Linked DNA regions of Mus musculus: region 2 is linked to region 1. A link is a loop called in an ENCODE intact Hi-C map of the cell type or tissue named here. Cell type or tissue: gastrocnemius. All regions are shown on one strand.

The links. A loop is a pair of places that touch in the nucleus more often than their neighbours do. Peaks named below come from ENCODE experiments on the same cell type or tissue, not always from the same donor. Only the 100,000 strongest peaks of a DNase experiment are listed, where the experiment ranks them.
Region 2: a loop joins it to region 1, with 2.2 times the contacts of the local background. A loop is called at or near these places in 15 of 42 quality-filtered maps.

What each region holds. Positions count from the first base shown.
Region 1 is chr10:80,506,217-80,514,216 of GRCm38, forward strand. Onecut3 (one cut domain, family member 3) reads left to right here. Exons shown (of 2, transcript NM_139226.3): 2 at 7,641-8,000. The coding sequence ends at 7,930. Among named protein-coding and RNA genes, the nearest start is that of Onecut3, 15 kb to the left of the region's middle. In gastrocnemius, CTCF peaks have their summits at 182 (motif pointing left) and 3,348 (motif pointing left); DNase peaks (open chromatin) are centred at 189 and 3,334; H3K4me3 peaks cover 691 bases; H3K27ac peaks cover 321 bases.
Region 2 is chr10:80,371,698-80,379,697 of GRCm38, forward strand. No RefSeq gene overlaps it. Among named protein-coding and RNA genes, the nearest start is that of Mex3d, 12 kb to the right of the region's middle. In gastrocnemius, CTCF peaks have their summits at 2,616 (motif pointing left), 4,662 (motif pointing right), 5,292 (motif pointing right) and 6,226 (motif pointing left); DNase peaks (open chromatin) are centred at 118, 2,597, 4,679 and 6,197; H3K4me3 peaks cover 257 bases.

The DNA.
Region 1 (8,000 bases):
CAGTTGCACATAAGGCCTTGGCCTGGGGTGGTCTGTAGACTCTAGTAACTCTAGAGAACCAAGAAACGGGCAACGCAGGTTCCCCGCGTGCAAAACCCGGAGTCTAAACAGATTACACCCTAAACTCAGGGTTTTCGCCTCCAGCTGCCATGCCTTTGCGGGATATAACCCAATAGACCGGGAGCGCCTGCCCTCTTCTGGACACAATGTGAACTTCAAGACGATGGGGCAAAGCTGGTGGGTGGCAGGAACACGGGCTCTCTCTCTCTCTCTCTCTCTCTCTCTCTCTCTCTCTCTCTCTCTCTCTCTCTCTCTCTCTCTCTCACAGACACACACACACACACACACACACACACACACACACACCCCAGGGTATGGTGACACCTACTTGTAGTCTCAGCCCTGGGAAGACAGGAACAGGAGATCCTGGGGGTTTGCCCTCGGCCAGTCTAGCCAAACCTACAAGCTCCAAGGCGAGGGGCAGGAGAGAAGGTTCTGTGGCTAAGGGTGGCTGCTGTTTTAAAGGGCCTGAATTCAATTCCCTGCCACATGGAATACAACCCTGTGACTCCAGCTCCAGACCCAACAACATGGGGCAACTCATTGCACATGCCCCAGTGTAGACACAGCTACACACAAATTTTTAAATAAGAAAAATTAATCTTTTTTTTGTTTGTTTTGGTTTTGTTTTTTTGAGACAAAGTTTCTCTGTGTAGCCCTGGCTGTCCTGGAACTCACTCTGTAGACCAGGTTGGCCTCGAACTCAGAAATCCGCCTGTCTCTGCCTCCGGAGTGCTGGGATTAAAGGCGTGCGCCACAATGCCCAACTCTTTTTTTTTTTTTTTTTAATCTTTTTTTTTAAAAAGTTGTCAAGCCATGTTGGTGCGCACCATTAATTCTAATACATGGGAGCAGCAGCCAGCCTGGTCTACAAGGTGAGTTCCAGGGCAGCCAGGGCCACACAATGAGACCCTGGTTTCCAAAAAAGGCGGGGTAGCCACAGATCAGGACAGAGGGGTGGTGGAGGAGGCTTGTATGGGACTGGTGTGCACTGAACACTGTGTGTCTTGGTTTTACTGGTGATAGGAGAGGCCTGTAGACTCACCCCAATCCCTAGAACTAGATGACTATGACCCCAGCCCTGCAGCTGTCAAGGCACCTGTGTGAGGCAGCTCCGATGGCACAGAGAAGGCTGATGGGGCCCTGGAGGTGGCCCTGGGAGCCCAGGCTAGAGGAGGTAGACTCCAGGGTGGGGATCGTGCTATGTTTAATAGTGATTTGAGGACACCACGGTTAACAGTGCGGATGGGAGAGAAGAAAGCAAGAGAGCAAGCCAAAATGCAGCAGAAGTGAGGGCGGGGATGGGGTGGGGAGGATGGGTGTGGCGGGCGTTGGGCAGTTGGCTGTCTAGGTGGCAATGGGGGAAGGGAGGGTGGGATTGAGAGAGGACAGTGGAAGGTGAAGGAGGAGACAGGAGGAAGACATGAAGGAGGAGATGGAGGGGAATGAAGGCGCTGGAGGAGGAGGGAGATGGGAGAGGAGATGGAGGAAGAGAAAGAGGAGATGGAAGAGGAGATGGAGGTGAAGACAATAGGGCAGATGTACGGTGCATGGCAGTGCTTGGAAGGAAGGGAGTCTGAAAGAGACAGTGGAGATGATCACTGGAGGTGAGAGAGAAGAACTCAGCCTAGGATGAGGCTATCTCTTAAATGGAGATGGACCCACACCATAGGTCAGCCTGGGCCCTGAAGAAGAGTCTGTGACTGGCCTGGTGCTCCCAGGCTCAGTTTCCTCTGCACTGAAATGGAGAGAGCTTGGCTTGAGTTGACTTAGAGGCTGACAGCTGCTATAAGGGTCCCTGTAGCCTCATCTTCCAGAATCCTTCTCTTGGGCAGCGGGAAATGGGGAGTGGGGGGACCATGGGTTCAGACAGCAGTTCAGCCTGGAGCCAGGGCTGTGTCACTAGACGGAAGACAGGGAGCAGGCAGTGGTTTCATGAACCATCCACCCAAAAGGGACTTTTTGTTTCTTTCCAGACTTATTCTGTGGCTGGCCTCTCCCCTACCCTGGGTTTGGGGTTCCCCTTTAGAGACTCCAAGAAGATCCACCCAGGTCTGGCCTGTCAATGGTTTGTCTCTGGCTGGCCCTCTCTAGACAAATGATTTACTGTCTCTGTGTGAATAAAAGGAATATTTTATCATAAGGACAGAATAACAAATCCATAGAAAGCTCTTGACAAGAAAATCTTGTGTGTTCTGAGAATCTGTATTTCTGTCCCCTTCTAACAGTCTAGTAGTAGACTGCTAGGTGGTACCATAGGTAGATGGGTGGATGGGATGTGTGGATGGATGGGTGGGTGGGTGGATGGATGGGTGGATGGATAGATGAGTGGATGGGTGGGTGGGTGGGTGGGTAGATGGATAGATGAGTGGATGGGTGGGTGGGTGGATGGGTGGGTGGGTGGGTGGGTAGATGGATAGATGAGTGGATGGGTGGGTGGGTGGGTAGATGGATAGATGAGTGGATGGGTGGGTGGATGGATGGGTGGATGGATAGATGAGTGGATGGGTGGGTAGGTAGGTAGGTAGATGGATGGGTGGGTGGATTGTGGGTGGTGGGTGAATGGGTGGATGGGTAGATGGGTGGATAGATAGATAGATGGGTGATTTCTTCTTCTAGTTGGATCCTCATCCCAGGATGAGTATCTGCCACCACACTCCTAAGAACCTCAGGGAAGACCATCTCCCTTTGTTTCTGTTAGTGTCCATCCGCCAGCATGGAGCACCATCTACCTGCCAGCCTTTGCCAAATATAGGTGCATATTTGTAGGGTTTAGGATGGAAGCCAGGGTCTTACCATGCAGGTTGGCTGGGCAACAGTCAATTTTCATTGTCCACTTGAGGCAACCAAGGACTACCAGGGAATGGCGTCTCAGTGAGGGACTGTAGCGTAGGTGGATGTGGGCCTGTCTGTGTGGGATCACCTTTGTGCTCTGTTATTGTTTGAGTCGGGGTCTCTCTATTATGCGGCCCTAGCTATCCTAGAACTCGATCTGTAGACTGGGTTGGTCAACTTAAAGAGATCCACCTGCTTTTGCCTCCCGAATGCTGGGATTAAAGTCATGCACTATCATAACTGGCCAAGGGGTTCTCTGTTGTGTTACCTTGGGTGGGAAGAAGACTGGTACATTGTCCCTGGATTTGGGTCCTGAACTGTGTGAATAGAGAAGGCATGGGAGGGGGCTGTGTAGACAGCTCAGTAGTTAAGGGCAGCCACAGCTCCCAGCAACTGCAGCTCACAGCCACCTGTGACTCCAGCTCCTGTGATCTGCCTCCCCCTTCTGGCCTGAGAAAGTACTGCACGTACACACGCAAGACACTGCCCCACTCTCAACTAAAAACAAAACTAAAATGTAAAAAGAAAGAGTGGGGAAAAGTCAGCTGAGTTCAAGCAAGAGTGCAAGCTGGGTAGTCACAAGCAAGCTTGCGAGCCGAGTTGTCATGAACCCTTTCCCCCTAGCTCTCTTCACCTCGGTATTTTATTCCAGCAACCAAAACGGGTCCCGCTGCCGCCCGTGCCTCAGATCCCAGTCTGTGTGTTCACACGTGCACGGGTGACGTCAGAGGTTCTCAATTCCTCTCACACTATTTGTTTGGAAATTTGTTTAGTTTTACTTTATGCATTTGAATGTTGTGGCTGCATGTCTGTCTGTGCACCACGTGGCAACCTCAGAGGTCAGAGAGGACGTGGGATCCCCTTGAAGCTCGACTTACAGATGACTGTGAGGCCCCTGGTGGGTGCTGGGAACAAACCTGGATCCTCTGTGCTCACAGACAGTGCTGTAACCGCTGAGCTGAGTGTCCCTCTTGCCCTGATCCACCTTTTTCTTTTTTTTCTTTTTTTTTTTCCTTTGAGTAGAGTCTCTCAGGAGACCTGCGTCTCACCGATTAGGGCCAGGCAGGGTTGTCTTGGGATCTGCCTGTCTCCCAGTCCTCAGCGCTAGGATTTCAGAAGCTCACCTCAACAGCAGACTCTCGTGGGTTTGGAGGATTCAAACTCGGGCCCTCCTGCTTATCTGAGGTCTTTACTGACAGCTTTCTCCCAGCCTTTGTGACATCCTTCATCTCTAAACCCCACCCGCCCCCAACCAGCTTGCCCATCTGCTGAGAGATCCACCTTTTGCCATGGGATGCTCGTGGTTTGGCCATGCGTGTCGAATCCATGACGCAGCCACAGAGACTGTAAGGATTCCATTTCCTCTTTTGTGCAACTCTGCAGATCCTTAAGCCACTCGAGCAATTTCACTGCCCAAGCGGGAGGCAAAACCAACTCATTGAGGCTTGTGTAAGGGAGGCATTCATGAGGCAGTGAGCTCTCAGGACTTACCCTGGAGCTTTCCGTTCCAGGCTGGTACCGCAGCAGTTCCAGAGGGAACCCTCTCCTACAGAGCAACTCCCAGGTTCTCTTCTGTTCTGGCATTTTTCACTTATCCTACACTTAATGTAAGCCCTGAAGGGGGATGGGGGAAAGAGAGAGACAGAAAGAGAGACAGAGACAGACAGAGACCGAGAGAGAGATACAGAGAGACAGTGACAGAGAGACAGAAACAGAGAGACTGAGACAGAGAGACAGAGACCAAGAGAGAGAGAGAGACAGAGACACAGAGAGAGACTAAGAGAGAGAGAGACAGAGAGAGAAAGAGAGAGAGAGAGAGGAAGGAAGGAAGGAAGGAAGGAAGGAAGGAAGGAAGGAAGGAAGGAAGAGAGATCTGTGAAATATCATCCACTCTTGCAGTCCTTGGCTCTCTGTGTTTGTTTGTTTGTTTGTTTTCTTTTTCTTTTTTTTTTTTTTTTTTTGGTTTTTCGAGACAGGGTTTCTCTGTATAGCCAACTCTGCCTCCCTAGTGCTGGGATTAAAGGCGTGCGCCACCAGGCCCGGCTGTGTTTGTTTGTTTAAACAGGCTCTCTATGCAGCCCTGGCTGGCCTGAAACTTGCTATGTATACCAGGCTGGGATTGAACTCACAGAGATCCCCTGTCTCTGTGCTAGAATGAAAGGTGTGACCACTACACATCACTCCCACTGTACCTTCATCCCAGTTTTGTGCTTAATATCAAGATAGTTGGCGAAATATTCTGGTGGAATATACATTTTCCTTGTTTCTTCCTTCCTTTCTTTCTTCCTTCCTTTCTTTCTTTCTTTCTTTCTTTCTTTCTTTCTTTCTTTCTTTCTTTTATTTTATTTGTTTGTTTAATGTATGTGAGTACACTGTCATTCTCTTCAGACACACCAGAAGAGGGCATCAGACCCCATTACAGATGGTTGTGAGCCACCATGAGGTTGCTGGGAATTGAACTCAGGACCTTCGGAAGAGCAGTCAGTGCTCTTACCCGCTGAGCCATCTCTCTAGGCCCCTGTTTCTTTTTTAATTAATTAATTTATTTGGTTTTGTTTGTTTGCTTGAGCAGCAGCCCTGGCTGTCCTGGAACTCACACTATAGACCAGGAACTCAGATCCCTCTGCCTCTGCCTCCCAAGGGCTGGGACTAGAGACATGCACCACTCCCACCCGGCTATTTTACTTTTGATTACGTATATGAGTGTGTCTCTGTACATACCAGTTCCCACAAAGGCTAGAAGAGAGCATAGAGTCCTGTGAGCTGCAGTTACAGGTTAGCTGCCCAGTCTTCTGGGACCTAGACGTTGGTTCCTTGCACCGGCAGCAAATGTTCCTAAGTACGGAGCCGCCTCCAGCCCCATCTGCCCTTGGAGTTTTTGTTTTCTGGTTTCTGACCCCCTGAAAGCTTCTCTGGATCTTTCCCATGGCATCTGCCTTTCCTTTTTGGAAGCTTTAGGAAATTTTTATTTATTCTCAGGGTTCTGAAACGTCACAAAGACGTGTCTGCCCATTTCCATTCATCCACATGAAACCCATGTGCTTCAGTCCTGATTCTTCCTTCCTTCCCTATCACTGTGATAAAATACTTCAAGAAAAGCCAACTCAAGGGAACAAGGGTTTGCTTGGCTAATAGTTCCAGGTTCATTGCTTTGGGGAAGAGGAGGTTTTAGCAGCTGGGGAAGATGCTCACACTCTGTCTAAAGTTAGAAGAGACAGTGAAAACATGCATGCTAGGGCACTCACTCCAGGGATACCAGCCTAGAAAACAGTGCCACCCACAGTAGGCAGGATGCCAGCCTAGGGAATGCTGCCACGCACAGTGGGCATGTTTTCCCACTTCAATGAAAATAATCAAGTAATTCCCCGGCAGACAAACACAGACCCTGGTCTCCTGGGTGATTCTACACTTTGTCAGGCTGACAATTATCTTTAACCATCATATCTATGTACTTACATTTTTTATTTGTTGTTGTTGCTGTGTGTATGTATGATGCATGTGTGTGTGTGTGTGTGTGTGTGTGTGTGTGCGCACATGCCATGGTGCACCTATGGAGGTCAAAGGTCAATGCTGTTTTGTTTTGTTTTGTTTTGAGACAGGGTTTTCCTGGCTCAAAACTCTGGCTGTCCTGGAACTCACTCTGTTAGACCAGGCTAACCTTGAACTCAGAGATCCTCCTGCCTCTGCCTCCTGAGTGCTGAGATCAAAGACATGCTGTGCGCCACAGGACAATGTTTTAGAGTTGATTCTCTCTTTCTACCTTCATGCAGGTTCCAGGGATTGAACTCAGGTCACTGAGTGAGGGTGGCAAGCTTTTACCCTCTGAATTATGTTACAAACTGTCGCTCTCTCTCCTTTATCTGGTCATCTTTGTATCTGTTTTGAGTTGCATCTAGACCAGATGACAAACATTCTAACTCCAATTTGTAGACCCTCTACCCCCTAGCCACGCCCCCAACCTCTCCCTGGGAGATTTTAGGCAGGGGGATGGGCTCACAACAGACAAAGGCTGTGAACTGAGGTGGACAGGTCCTGAGGGAGTTCCAGAACTGGGCCAACAGGCGGTCAGGACTCTTTACTGCTTGAGATATAACCCAGGGCCTACAGTCAGCCACGTCTTCATCAGACCAGTCACACATGAGTCCCATTTTGTCCTCAACAGATGGGACTGCAGCATGTCAGGTATGATACACAACACCTACACCTATAGTTCTGGGGAAGGGGCCCATTTTGGGGTTGGAGTCAGGAGCCCTTGCTGAAGCGGCTGGCTGGCCGGGGAGGAGGGGAGGATTAGCGTTAGGAAGCTGAGGACCGCTCCCCTCTGGAGGCTCTGCTGCAGCCAGTGATGGCTCTGACTTGTGTTATCCAGCTGCCCCTTGCTTCATCTGTCCCCACACTGTGTGACTCCATGTCTTCCCCATACCTCTCTAGCTTGTCCTGTCCTCCATTTTTGGCTGTCTCTGCCTGCCTCTCTCCTAGTGGTCCAGTTTACACTGATTCCCAGACTTCTGCTCCCTGTCCCCTGACTCTGCCTGGCCTCCTCCCCTCCCCTTCCTTCCCCTGGCTTGTCCCATCTCTTCATCCTTGTGTCTCCCGTCCTCTTCCTCCCTCACATCCCTTTGTCCCTGCTGTGTCCCCTTGACCACGTTTCCTCACTCCTGGTCAGTGTTCTGCCCCTCCTCACGTGTCTGTGTCCCCTCACCCCCCCCCCATGATGTCCTCTCTCCCCTCTGTCCCCTTTCCAGCCTGCAAGCGTAAAGAGCAGGATCAGCAGAAGGAGAGGGCTCTGCAGCCGAAGAAGCAACGCCTCGTGTTCACAGACCTGCAGCGCCGCACGCTGATTGCCATCTTCAAGGAGAACAAGCGGCCGTCCAAGGAGATGCAAGCCACCATCTCGCAGCAGCTGGGCCTGGAGCTCAACACTGTCAGCAACTTCTTCATGAACGCCCGTCGCCGCTGCATGAACCGCTGGGCTGAGGAGCCGGGTGCCACCCCTGGCACCGGGACAGCTACTGCCACCTTCTCCAAGGCCTGAGCCTTTCCGCAGCACACACGCTAGCCCCAGGGAGCGAGGGGCCGTCCCTGAACCAGCCAAAGCAAGCCCT
Region 2 (8,000 bases), 130 kb before region 1:
TGAGACAGGAGACTGGCGGGGATCACAGAGACACCCTCTCACAAAGCAAAAGGAACTTAGGGGAAGGGGTGGAGCCCCACCTAGAATCCTCCAATGAGGGGGCTGGGGCGTGGTCATGGATGGAACTCCCCCTCCACCCCCAGTCTAGAATCCCCCAGTGAGGGGCCAGGGTGGGGCTTCTGCTGTGCTTTTGTGGCATCAGAGGAGGGCAGACTGCTGAGCCGCGTCCTTCTGTAGCTGATTTCTGAGTTGAGTCTGTCGAGTCTGTCTTTTGACTTTGCATCACAGGAAGTCTCAGTGGGACATAACTGTATCTTGGATTTCTTGGAATAGACCAGAACTGAAATTTCTATTTAGCAGTGGGGAACCTGGCGGGGATGTGGAGAAACACAGGGGAAGTAAGGGACATTTTGACTCAAACTGGTTTGACCTGGTGTTGTTTAGCTGTTCCAACCAAGCAATAAACATCCGTGACCCAGGCCTGGTCGCACGTGCCTGCAAGCTGGATGCACAATAATTGCCACAAGTTCAAGATCAGCCGAGGACTCAGGCCAAGCAGGTCTATACATCGAGACCCCGCTTCAGCGAGTCAAGAAAACCAAGCCAAAAGTGTGGCAGTACACACCTCCCAATGCTCACTCCCGCAGCTGAGGCAGGAGGATCACATGCTCCAGGCTTGAACTACAGAGCAAAACCCTGTCTCAGACATTAAAAAGGAAAACGGAAGTGAGGCTGTAGCTGAGGTCTCAGGTTCATCCCTGGCCTGGAGAAATGACACAGACCTGTCACCCTGACACTCGGGAAGTGGACCCAAGCTCATCCTGGGCTAGGCTGCAAGTTCAAGGCCAGTTTGGGCTTCACAAGACGCCTCCTTTGCACAGAGACCAATTTATTCCTCCTTGTGGGTCCTGACAAAGAGCTAAGAGAGGGTATGCCTGCAGTGAGTTGTTGCCACCAGAGGGGCTGAGACAAGCTGGGTGAGTGAGCCTGGGCACCTGGGTGAAGGGCAGAGAACCTAGCTCCTGTTCTGTGAAAGCAAAGACTGGAGCTGTGGAGGCGGCTAACGGAGAGAGCACTTCCGGGACTAGGATGAGGAGATAGATGCCTTTGCATCTCCAACACCCACATAACCAGCCTGGATCTCCATCCCAGTGTGGGGAGGAGACAGGGAGCTCTGGGATTTGCTGCCTCCAGCCCAGCTGTAGATTCAGGGAGAGGCCCCGACACAGGCAGGGATGTGCAGAGTGGTGGGTAGTGCCTGATCTCCTCTCCTGGCTCCTCTTCAGGCCTCGCAGATGGAGAAACCTCCAGGCAGTCTTGTGATCACTGGGGAAACATGAAGAGCACAGCTTCCAGATGGCTCAGCGGTTAAGAGCACTGACTGCTCTTCCTAGAGTTCCTGAGTTCAATTCCCAGCAACCACATGGTGGCTCACATTGGAATCTGATGCCCTGTTCTGGTGTGTCCGAAGACACAGACCGACAGTGTATTCATATAAAAGAAATAAATATCTTGCCAGGCAGTGGTGGCACATGCCTTTAACCCCAGCACTTGGGAGGCAGAGGCAGGAGGATTTCTGAGTTTGAGGCCAGCCTGGTCTACAGAGTGAGTTCCAGGACAGCCTGGGCTACACAGAGAAACCCTGTCTTGAAACAAAACAAATAAACAAACAAACAAGAAAGAAATGTCTTTTTAAAAGAGCATGCCATCCTTTCTAGAAGACCCAGGTTCAGTTCCTAGCACGTGGAGGCTCACAACCATCTGTGACTCCAAGGGATTCACCACCCCCTTCTGGACATCATGGCCCAGAGCATACAGGAAAACACTCATACAAATCTTTAAAACCAGGACCTAGACAGTGCTGGCGCATGCCTTTAATCCCAGAAGGCAGAGGCAACAAAGTTCCAGGACAGCCAGGGCTACACAGAAACCCTGTTTCAAAAACAAACAGGAACCGGGCATGGTGGTGCATGCCTTTAATTCCAGCACTTGGGAGGCAGAGGCAGGTGGATCTCTGAGTTCGAGGCCAGCCTGGTCTACAGAGTGAGTTCCAGGACAGCCAGGGCTACACAGAGAAACCCTGTCTCGAAAAAGAAAAAAAAGGAAAGAAAAAACAAAAAAAAAAAAAAGGAAGGAAGGAAAGAGGGAGGGAGGAAGGAAAGAAAAGGAAGTGACAAAAATCTTCTGTAAGTCCAGGGATCCAGCTGGGTGGTTCTGCCCTTCCAAGAACACTTTGGGGACATTTGGGCTGTCAGGACTCAGGGGGTTCCCACATGGAGTGAGTAGAGGCCAGGGTCAGCGCTTAGCACTCTGTAGGGCCCAGGATATCGAAGACAACAACCTGCAATAGTGTCCCCTAGCTCAGGAGGACAAAACTCTGCATTGAAAAAGAAGAAAGAAAGAAAGAAAGAAAGAAAGAAAGAAAGAAAGAAAGAAAGAAAGAAAGAAAGAAAGAAAGAAGGAAAGAAAGAAGGAAAGAAAGAAAAGCAAAGGCGCAGAGGGTGAAGAAGCGCCCTGCTAAGCCACCCCCACAACCTGCACGGACTAGGTAGCGGACTAGGGTAGCTCCCAACTGGCGGTCACTCTGGTTCCAGGGGCTCTGTCGCCATCTTCTGGCTTCTGTAGGAAGTGTATCACACAGATCATACACATACTGAAAAGCACTCAGGCATGTAAAAACTCAGAAATTTGCCTGCCTCTGCCTCCCAACTGCTGGGATTAAAGGTGACTTTGTGGCATGAGGGGAGATTTTTTTTCTTTTTTTTTTTTCTTTTTTTTTGATTTTTTGAGACAGGGTTTCTCTGTGTGGCCCTAGCTGTCCTGGAACTCACTCTATAGACCAGGCCGGCCTTCTTCTTTTTTTAAAAATTTTGTTTATTTTATGTATATAAATACACTGTAGCTTTCTTCAGACACACCAGAAGAGGGAATCAGATCTCATTACAGATGGTTGTGAGTCACCATTTGGTTGCTGGGAACTGAACTCAGGACCTCTGGAAGACCAGTGGGTGCTCTTAACCACTGAGCCATCTCTGCAGCTCTGAGATTTTTTTTTTTTTGAGACAGGGTTTCTCTGTGTAGCCCTGGCTGTCCTGGAACTCACTTTGTAGACCAGGTTGTCCTCAAACTCAGAGATCCACCTGCCTCTGCCTCCCAAGTGCTGGGATTAAAGATTTTTTTTTTAATGGCAGTTTTACAAATGTCTGGCGGTTGAGGGGGAGAGAGGGTGAATTAGAAGCCACAGTTTCCCCCTCTGTACAGTGAAGTCACTGATACCTCTAAGTAGTAGATGACCTTGAACCTCCAACCCTCTGACTTCCATCTCTCCAGTGCAGGGATCACAAGCGTGTGCCACCACACAGGGCTTCGGAGGTTCTGGGAATGGAACTCATGGTTTTGTGCTGGGTAAGCTCTGCAGTTGCTGCCCTGGCCCTGTTGGTGAGCATTGTCATTGATGTGGGCTAACATGCATGTCGGTCAGAGGGTAGGGAGCAGGACCCAGTTCTCTCCCATCACGTGGGTTCTGGGAACCTAACTCGGGTGCCCCTGAGCCATTGTGATGAATCAGTTTTCTTTGTTTGCTTTTTGAGACCAAGTTTTTCTCTATCCTGAATTCTCAGAAATCCCCCTGCCTCGGCTTCCCGAGTGCTAGGGTGGCAGCGGTGGATCATCATGAAGCTATGGCACTCCCAACCAGGAGTTCTGCACACAAAGCCACAGGCGTTTCTACTGAAAACTATGAAATGAGACTTAGTGGTAGACATTTTTATTCCCAGCACTCTGGAGGCAGGGGCAGGGGGATGTCTGTGACTAGCCAGTCTAGTCTACATTGAGAATTCCCGGACAGCCAGGGCTACATAATGAGATGCCATCTGAAGAAAAAATAATTAACTGAAATAATAATAATAATAATAATAAACCAAGTCCCGCAGGATCTGTCAATCAGTGCTCAGGGCGGCTTACAGACACTGAAGCTCTAAGCCTGCATGGGTCAGCACTTGGTCCTCTGCAAATGTGTGGTGATGCGGGAGTGGGGTTGTCACTGCTCATGGGAAGCTTTTCCTTGTAATGGGTCACCTCGCCTATTCTTGATATGAGATGTTTGTGCCCATCTTGTAACCTGCTATGTGGTGTTTGGTTGATATCCCTCGGAGGCTTGCTCTTTTCTGAAGGGAAGTGGAGCAACTGTGGATCTGGAGCGCCTGGGAGGAGCGGAGGTTGTAGGGGCTAGGAGGAAGGGAAGTTGCAGTCAGGTGTAGTAAATAAGTGAAGAATAAATTTATCTGTTAATTTAAAAAAATAACAAAAACAAAACAGCCAGACGTGGTGGCACATGCCTTTAACCCCAGCGGAGGCAGAGGCAGGTGGATTTCTGAGTTCGAGGCCAGCCTTGTCTACAGAGTGAGTTCCAGGACAGCCGGGACTACACAGAGAAACCCTGTCTTGAAAAACCAAAAAAAAAAAAAAAAAAAAAAAAAGAAAAAGAAAAAGAAAAAACCCACAAAAAACCACTTTCCAGTTACTACTGTCAGAGTCTGGGGAAAGAGACAAGGCCTGGGACACATCAGAGAGGGCCCTGTAGCAGGCAGAGGCTCAGCTCACTGTGGGCTGCTTGGTGAAACAGGGCCCAGCGTGGCGAGTTTTGGAAGTGCAAGCTGTGCTTGTGAACAAGGTGTTATGTGCCGCTTTGGCCACACGGGGGCGACAGAAGATAGGTCCAGGGCGCCTTTTTTTTTTTTTGATCCAGGGTCTCTGTATAATCTGGCTGTTCTGGAACTAGATCTGTAGACCAGGCTGGCCTTGAGGTGAGTGAACTTTTTAGCATAGAATTCTTAAGCAAATAAAATTTAAAACGTAAATCCATATTTGTTGTGTGTATGATCATGGGGAGGTCAGAGAACAAGTTTTGTTTGGTTTGGTTTGGTTTGGTTTGGTTTTTCAAGACAGGGTTTCTCTGTGCAGCCCTGGCTGTCCTGGAACTCACTCTGTAGACCAGGCTGGCCTCGAACTCAGAAATCTGCCTGCCTCTGCCTCCCAAGTGCTGGGATTAAAGGTGTGCGCCACCACTGCCCGGCATCAGAGAACAAGTTGGAGCCACTATCTCCTATCACCATGTGGGTCCTGAGGATTGAACTCACGTTGCTGGGCTTGGCAGCAAGCTCCTGCACCTGCTGAGCCATCTTCCAGGCCCTAGTAGAAATATTTATAGAATCCAACGCTTGATCTCTGCCTGTGTCATTTATCGTGAAATGATTATAGTTAGCAGGGGACTAAAGGCGTGTGCCACCACTGTTGCTGTCTTCAGACCCACCAGAAGAGGGCATCAGATCCCATTACAGATGGTTGTGAGCCACCATGTGGTTGCTGGGAATTGAACTCAGGACCTCTGGAAGAGCAGTCAGTGTTCTTAACCACTGAGCCATCTCTCCAGCCTCCTCAGAGGCTTTTTATTTATGTTTTAGATCTCTAGAAGAATCCCAGGATTCCCTCCCGTGTGTTCCTTTCTGTCTTGCTTCTTCACGGTCCATAATGCCAGCTGAGGGTGTCAGCACAGTGAATCCACACTGGGGTCTTCTGCCCTGTCTCAAGGTCTTTGAGCTGCACAGCAAATCTAGGGCTGACTGCTCCACACTTGTTCAACCTGCCTGGGAGGTTCACAATTTCCCCAGCTCCGTGCTCAGCAGTGATGGATGTCAAATCTACCACTGCAACCATGCTTTTGTTCACTCCCTATCACCGATAGGGAGTGAACAGAGACTCTGGAGGCGACTGATGAGGACCTGAGACCTGACTTTTGTCTGTTTCTCAGCGTTGACGCTCCTGAGAGCATCTGCCAGGACATTCCTGAGCACCAGAAAGATGGTGAGAAGGGGAGGGCCGATGCTACGTTTTTCGTGTGTGTGTGTGTGTGTGTGTGTGTGTGTGTGTGTGTGTGTGTGTGTGTGTGTGTGTGTTGTGCTCTGGGATCCCAGTGTTTTTATCAGTTTGTCCTTGTGTTGCCCTGATTCGCCTATGTCAACACCTGGATGTTAACCAGAAGTGGAGGAGAAGTGTCGGCCTGTGGTCCCAGGGCTCAGGGTCTGGGGACACCTCAGGGAGAACGGGAGGGATGGGCAAGCGGCTACAGCACCCAGCTGCTCCCGCAGAGGATCCATTCGGTTCCCAGCTCCCACATGGGGGTTCACAACCTTCTGTGACTCCAGCTCCAGGGGACCGACGCCCCCTTCTGGCTGCTGCCGGTACTGCACGTACATGCACAGAGAGATGCAGGCAAAATGCCATAGATATTAAATCAGATGATGGGGTTTTTTGTTGTTGGGTTTTTTTGTTTGTTTGTTTGTTTGTTTGTTTTTTGGTTTTGGGTTTTTCGAGACAGGGTTTCTCTGTATAGCCCTGGCTGTCCTGGAACTCACTTTGCAGACCAGGCTGGCCTTGAACTCAGATATCTGCTTGCCTCTGCCTCCTGAGTGCTGGGATTATAGGCGTGCGCCACCACGCCCGGTTTCCAGATGATGTTTTTAAAAGGCAAGTAAAGAAATATAACAGACTAAAGTGCTGGTGAGCTGTCTCAGCAGGGAAATGTGTTTGCCTCCAAACCTGAGGACCTAGTTTGCTGCCCAGACACAGGGTGGATGGGCAGAGCCAGGGCCTGCAGATTGACCTCTGAGCTCCCTGCGACTGCTGTGGCACCAGCCGCTCCCACATATGCCTGCAGCCACACACCATTTGGAACTCAGGTCCCCAGGTCCCACCTCCTTTTGAAGGCTCCCTCCACCAGCCAATTTGCTCTGCCTGTCCTCGACCCCCTGCGGGTCACTCTCTTCCTTTCCAAACTGTGGCAGCTTGCAGGTGCTGTCAGCTGTACAGTTTATCTTATCCAGCCGTTGCCCTGCGGCCACAGCCACCCTCTGCTGCTGACCACTCGCTGTTGTGCCTTCCAAATTTTAGTTTCTTTGGTCAGGGCTGCGGGGACAAAGAGTCTCAGTGGAGCCATTGAAACATCAGGGCACGACGGGCTGATTCCGTTATCTTGAAGGCTGAAGGCTGAGTGTCCTTGGGGTGCGTCCCTGTCACTTCAGGCTCACCCTGTGTCTATCTGACTGCTTCACTGTCTACTCCTAATCCTCCTGCCTCAGCGTCCTGCATGCAGGAATAAAAAGGCCTGCATCAGCTCGCCTGACTTATACAGTGCTGGCTCTGAAACCCAGGGTCCCATGCATGCTGGGTAAGCACTCTACCCAGCCACAGCCCACCCAAGCCTCCCTGCTTCCTTCGTTTCTTTCCTTAAGACAGGTTTTCATGTAGTCCAGGCTGGCCCTGAGCTGACCATCCTCCAGCCTCAGTCTACCAAGTGCTGAGATCCAGGTGAGTGGCCTCAAGGGTCTCTTCCCTCAGACCACCTGTCACACACACACGGGACCTGGTGCCCTAAGCCAGGGTGACCTCCACCCTGACCCCCTTTTATTTTTTGGTTTTCAAGACGAGATTTCTCTGTGTAGCTCTGGCTATCCTGGGAATCACTCTATAGATCAGGCTGGCCTCAAACTCAAGAGATCCTCTTGCCTCTGGCTCGGGAGTGCTGGGACTAAAGGCATGCGTGGGCTTCCACACCTCTCACCCTCCAGGACCTTCGTTGCTCCTAGAAAGACTGCCCCCCCCCCCCATGACAGTAAGGTCCCAAGAGAGGTTCTTGGGATTTTCTGTGTGTGGCGGTGAACATAACCTCAAACAGCCCAGCCCCTCAGGTCCCAGCGTAGGATGTAGGTCTTAGGAGTGACCCCTCTCCTATAGACGGGGCATACGACGACGTGTGATGTCCTGCCTCTTCCTTCTCTGGCTGAGCGCCATGTATCTGATAGCCTGTCACCTTTCATGCCTGGCTTTCCTATGGGCTCTGTAACCTGCCGCGTGTTCCTCCTTAGGAGTTGAACCATGGCCGAGGAGGAGGCAGAAGTTTCTGACCCTCTAGGGTCCTGTGTCCGGAAAGGCCGAAGCAGACT